Linked DNA regions of Homo sapiens: region 2 is linked to region 1. The links are chromatin contacts, found by Hi-C or POLR2A ChIA-PET in ENCODE. All regions are on one chromosome and are shown on one strand. The core of a region is the stretch at or near the end of the contact, and the rest is flanking DNA. Distances in the headings are between cores, read along the strand shown.

Region 1 (2,700 bases), core at 177-2,676:
GTGCTTCTTCCTCATTCCTAGAAGAGATTGCACTAAGGCAAGGATTTAAAGAGGTGCATCTTCTCAGGCACAGCTGTAGTTGAGTTAAAATAATTCTCTACTGGCCTTACAGGATTTGTAAGAATAGCTTTGTTTTGTTTGAGTTCAAGCAAATAATTCTATTGTGAAGATGCTTGGCCGGGATCTGTGCCTCCTGCCCCAGACTCCAGCCAGTACTGCCCAGGGGAGAGTCTGAGTCGTTCTCCTAATGAGAGCTTCCCAGGAGATCTCCGCCTAGCAAGTGCAAAAGGCATTGACTGGCCTGTGGGACAGTTAAGAAACGGTAGCAGTTACTCCCTTTCCACCTTCACGGCCCAGGAGTTCGATAGCAGATGAAGACGGTGAGTCTTCTTCTAACCCTATGGTTCTCCCAAACTTTCTCCTTTAACTTATTTTTTGCCCCACCTCATTCTCTTCTTCAGAGTTCTATTTTTTTCTCTGTGTCTTCTATAACTACTGTACACCCTATCCTGGTCTTTTTTTTTGCATTCTTTAGAACTTGATTGCCACATCTGTAATCCCAGCTACTCAGGAGGTCAGGGCAGGGGGATCACTTGAGCCCAGGATTTTGAGGCTGCAGTGAGCTACGATCACACCACTGTACTCCCTCCAGTCTGGGCAACAAAGTGAAACCCTGTCTCTTAAAAAAAAAAAGAACTTGATGGCCTTTAACTAAAACATAGACAGCTTTGTAATGCTTTCCCCCAAGCTCTCTGGGCTTCCTGACGTCCTTGCCCTTTTGTTTGTTCTTCCTTTCCCACCCCACCCAGACTCAGTACCCAACTCTACATCTGTGTCTTTTCCCCTGACTACTATTTTTGTTCATGGGGGTCATGTATGACTATCTTTACCCTTTTATCCTTTCTCTTCCTAAGTGTGGGGGGTAAAGCCAGAGGAGGATTTAGGTTGAGCAGTGGAAGAAAGATTGTGTCAAAAATGAGCCATTAATATTTGGAAAATTGTTTTAAGTTTAAAGGCCTGAGAAATGCATAAAATTGAAATTTAATTGATATAGGCAAGTGGTTATGCAAATGATTTTTGCCCATCCTCCCATTTTAGTCAGGCAATTTTTTAGAACAACTTTCAACAACTACTTTCTTCAGTTGTCTTTGAGATTTTTATAAATTAAAGAAAAAGAAACAGGAAAAAAAAGTGATTTGGAAGCTCATTTAAAGTCACTGTGGTTGAAAAGGCAATTATGTGGCTCCTGGCAGTTGTAGGAGAGTGGCTGTCCCCAAATCGAGCTACCAAGGACAGATTGCCAAAGCCCAAGAAGAATCATTGTGTAAACATTAGAGCTCAGCTGGACCTTCAGAGGCCTAAGTGAGTTGTTTACCCTGTGTAAATCCCATGCAGTGTTACAGCTTCCTGCAAATCACTGGCATAGGAAGGTCTGAGTGTTGCTGCCAAGGTTTGATGTCTGCTGCTTGGAGCTCTGAGGAGCACAATTAGCATGTGGTTCCACCATGAGCAGAAACCACAAGATTTCTGCACAGCTGAGCCCACTCTAGCATTGTTTTAAAGGGCCTTTGGAGAAATACTGAAGGCCGAGCTTCAGGTGCTAGGTAATAGACAATTTGAGAAACATTTCATTTAATGTGTCTTAACTATATTGAGCACACTTGTCCCATTTGGCTGGCTCTAGTGTGGAGAAATGCAGACATGCTCCTTACACTGTTTTCCCATTCCTTGGTATTTCTAACTGCATACCCATCATCCCCAGTGTTGACTTAGCCTCCCAGGAGAAGGCAGCAAGGAACAGCAACTATTAATAGAAGGTGTAGAGGCCGGGCAGTGGCTCATGCCTGTAATCTCAGCTCTTTGGGAGGCTGATGCGGGTGGATCACCTGCGGTCAGGAGTTCGAGACCAGCTTGACAAATATGGTGAAACCCCATCTCTACTAAAAATACAAAAACAAGCTGGGCGTGGTGGCAGGAGCTTGTAGTCCCAGCTACTCGGGAGGCTGTGACAGGAGAACTGCTTGAACCCGGGAGGCAAATGTTGCAGTGAGCCAAGATCGCACCACTGCACTCCAGCCTGGGCAACAGAGTGAGACTCTGTCTCAAAAAAAAAAAAAAAAGAAAAGATGTAGCAAGAGTGACTCAATGTTATCCATTGTCCCTGGAGACCAGCAAGAGGAAAACTAGAAATGTGAGGCAACTCAGAAAACTTGCTTAAACATCACTGAGGGCGAGGGGATGCAAAAATCGGGCAAAGGCTTCAGGGGCTGGAAATTGGCCTGGCCAGCAGTGCAGTGCATGCCTTGAGTTTCAAGACAGCATCTTTCTCTGCCTCTTCCATAATAACATGGTAATAGAATAGCCAGTCTTTCAGCTTTCCCAGGATTGGGCAGATGAAGCTGGGGTGAAAGAACACAGTAGGCATCTCTGTCACGGGGCTACTAGATGACATAGGGAAGTGGAATCTGAAAGACCTTAAATCCATTTCTGCTTTGTCTGTCTCACTCTGCAGCTAAGGGCAAATCTTCTCAACCTACTTGGGCTTTCATTTCCTTGTCTGTAAAATGAGGTATTTAGTTCCTCTTGGAGTTTTTTGCAAGGGTGAAGTGAGATGACGTTAGTAAATTACCAGCCATTGTTAGTCACTTAATACTGGGAGCTACAATTATTATTTTTATTCATAAGCTGAGGTAAAATATC
Region 2 (2,700 bases), core at 157-2,656, 120 kb before region 1:
CCCCAGACAAAAACCTTATTGTCTTTAGATGAGCCCAAAGAGTTAAAGAAAATTGTCTGTATTGATACACGAATATACATATATGCATACATAAAAAGAGAAAAGGAAATACTTTCATATCATCCAGCAGTTTTTTTCTGGGTGGTAATTTTATGACTATTTTTTCTTTTTTTGGTGGGGGGAAGGGTGAGTTATTTTCTATCTTTTTAAAAACAGTGAACAGTATTACTTTAATCAGAAAAGGAGTTATTAAGATATAGTGCTCTGGTTGAAACATATGGATAAACAATATTTAAATACAGTATTATTATTTACCTAAAGTGTTATTTACTTTTTATAGCTTAAGTTTGGAAATGCATGCATTTAGTGTATATTAGCCCTTCCCCTGCTTTCTTCTAGCTTTTAAAATTTGTAATTTTTACCAGAGTTACACAGGCATAGAGTTTCAAGAATCCAATATTTCTACATGACTGCAGTCTCCGACACCGTCACCGTTAGCCCCCTGCTGCCCCGGTGGCAGCCACTTTAAAATCTTAGCTGATTCTTTTGATATTTACTTCCACATTTGATAGTAACCTGTATGTTTTACTACCTTTTGGACATCATCTGTTAACTTATCACCATGTAAGATGAAGATTTGGTTCTCTTTTCCTTTCCCTTCTCATCCTTGTTTTTTTTTTTTTTTTCTTCTTTTTTTTTGAGGAAGAAAAATCCTGTCTTCTCTGAAAATCTTGGGTGTCAGGCCTTATCCGAGAGGGACAAGGTTTCCTTATTTGGAATAATATGTGCATTCTTTGGCCTTTTGTGATTTTGCCAATAAGACTTTTAAAGTCTGCTCCAAAACTCTAAGTTATTGGCTTGAACTGGGCCATGTGTTGCTATGAGCTCTGTAGACCAAATAAAACCAGGGGATTGTCAGAATCTGGATTGAATTTAAGGCATCTCCTGGAGGTTGTTTTTTGGACCAAATTACAGATTACCAATTATTTTATCCTTTGCTTTGGTCATAAAAGTAAGAGTGTAGAGAAAATATACAACCCTAGTTCATTGTTTGCTGGCCTCTGGAAAACTTGGGGCAAGGGGGCGGTCCTAGAAGGTACCTTCCTTGAGCTCTCAGTTTCAGGAAACTCTCAAAAGACGGCTTCTGTTCATATTTGGTGATGTACAGGGTTTGTGAGGCAGTGTGTGGGGGACCCAGCTGGATTTGTATAAAGTCCCAAGAAGTGCTCCTTTTCCAGAAGGGCTGCTACAATCCAATCTCAGGAACGTGGACTGTTATCTGAGTTCTGACAGTTTCACTTTGTTCCCAGGGCCACCCCCAGTCACCTCCAAATTCTTTGTATAATTCCAGAGGCCATTCCTCTGGGCTTATCCTGCTTCCTCCACGCTGGTGAATAACTCCCACCTCCTGCCCTTTGTCTCTCTATTTATGGCCCTTCTGAGTTCTGGAGAAGACTTCACTGGGACTTACGTCAGTGAGCTTAACATCTTTCTCATTAATGAGGAATGAGAGAGAAGGCAACAGGACAATGCCCCCATGGCTTCCACTGTAAGAAAGTTGAAGACTGTGAATCTTAAAGTTATTAGAGCAGTTGGAAGCCACACGGTTTTAACAGTTCTACTTGTGTACCTCTGGCAATGAGGAACTCACTCTCTAGGAGCCACTCTTTCCATTGTTGGATAGCTCTTCTCATTGGAAAGCTCTTTCCCGCTGATCTGACATTCGTGTCTGGAACTTTCATCCATTTCAGAGGATAGGAGCATTCTTGACGGTACAGTTTGTCCAACCAGTCAACACATTACTCTTCCTTTTGTTCTGACATAAGTGGTATAAAATGAGGTAATAGATGCATTTTGAAAAAAGTAATGGCACTATACAAATGCAAGAAATGTTATTGATAGGCTTTTATGGCTTAGATGAGTCTGACTTGAACTTTCAGCATCATATACTCCATTAGTCGAGAACATTGCAGTGACCTTTTTTAGGAAGCAGTTTCCTGGAGATTTAATCAGTGTAGAAAAATACCATATTCAGCCTTTATTCCACAAAAGTGTCAAATATTTACATGTCTGAATAGTCTGGGCTGGGTGTGCCGGCTCACACCTGTAATCTCAGCACTTTGGGAGGCTGAGGTATGAGGATTGCTTGAGCCCAGGAGTTCAAGACCAGCTTGGGCAAAATGTTGAGATCCCATCTCTACAAAATACTAAAAAAATTAGCTGGGCGTGGTGTTGCACCCAGAAGTTTGAGGCTGCAGTGAGCTGTGATCATGCCACTGCACTCCAGCCTGGGCGACAGGGTGTGACTCTGTCTCAAAAAAAAAAAAAAAAAAAAAAGTCTGGGCCACTACTCTTTTGGCTTAGATGCCCTTTAATTTCTTCCTTTCGCTTTCCTTTTTTTTTTTTTTTTTTGATAGAGTCTCGCTCTGTCACCCAGGCTGGAGTGCAGTGGTATGATCTTGGCTCATTGCAACCTCTGCCTCCTTGACTCAAGTGATTCTTCTACCTCAGCCTCCCGAGTAGCTGGGATTACAGGCATGTGCCACCACACCTAGCTAATTTTTGTATTTTTAGTAGAGATGGGGTTTCGCCATGTTGGCCAGGCTGCTCGAACTTCTGATCTCAGGTGATCCGCCCTCCTTGACCTCCCAAAGTGCTGCAATTACAGGCGTGAGCCACCGTGCCTGGCTGCCCTTTAAT

The links. A loop is a pair of places that touch in the nucleus more often than their neighbours do. ChIA-PET counts read pairs that join two places held with the same protein, here RNA polymerase II (POLR2A).
Region 2: a map with no recorded cell type shows a loop between it and region 1 (2.0-fold over the local background). The contact joins two enhancer-like sites. A Hi-C loop is called at or near these places in 1 of 37 single-sample maps with no recorded cell type. POLR2A ChIA-PET finds 5 or more read pairs at or near these places in 3 of 52 experiments (A549, GM10248 and WTC11).

What each region holds. Positions count from the first base shown.
Region 1 is chr10:95,387,402-95,390,101 of GRCh38, reverse strand. The region is part of intron 15 of SORBS1 (sorbin and SH3 domain containing 1); the gene reads left to right. Among named protein-coding and RNA genes, the nearest start is that of PDLIM1, 98 kb to the right of the region's middle. Within about 2 kb of position 1,426, at least 12 of the 41 ENCODE cell types and tissues checked have a DNase peak (open chromatin) inside an H3K27ac peak, as active enhancers do.
Region 2 is chr10:95,507,620-95,510,319 of GRCh38, reverse strand. All of the region lies in intron 1 of SORBS1 (sorbin and SH3 domain containing 1), which reads left to right. Among named protein-coding and RNA genes, the nearest start is that of SORBS1, 52 kb to the left of the region's middle. RefSeq lists an enhancer at 735-2,361. Within about 2 kb of position 1,406, at least 6 of the 41 ENCODE cell types and tissues checked have a DNase peak (open chromatin) inside an H3K27ac peak, as active enhancers do.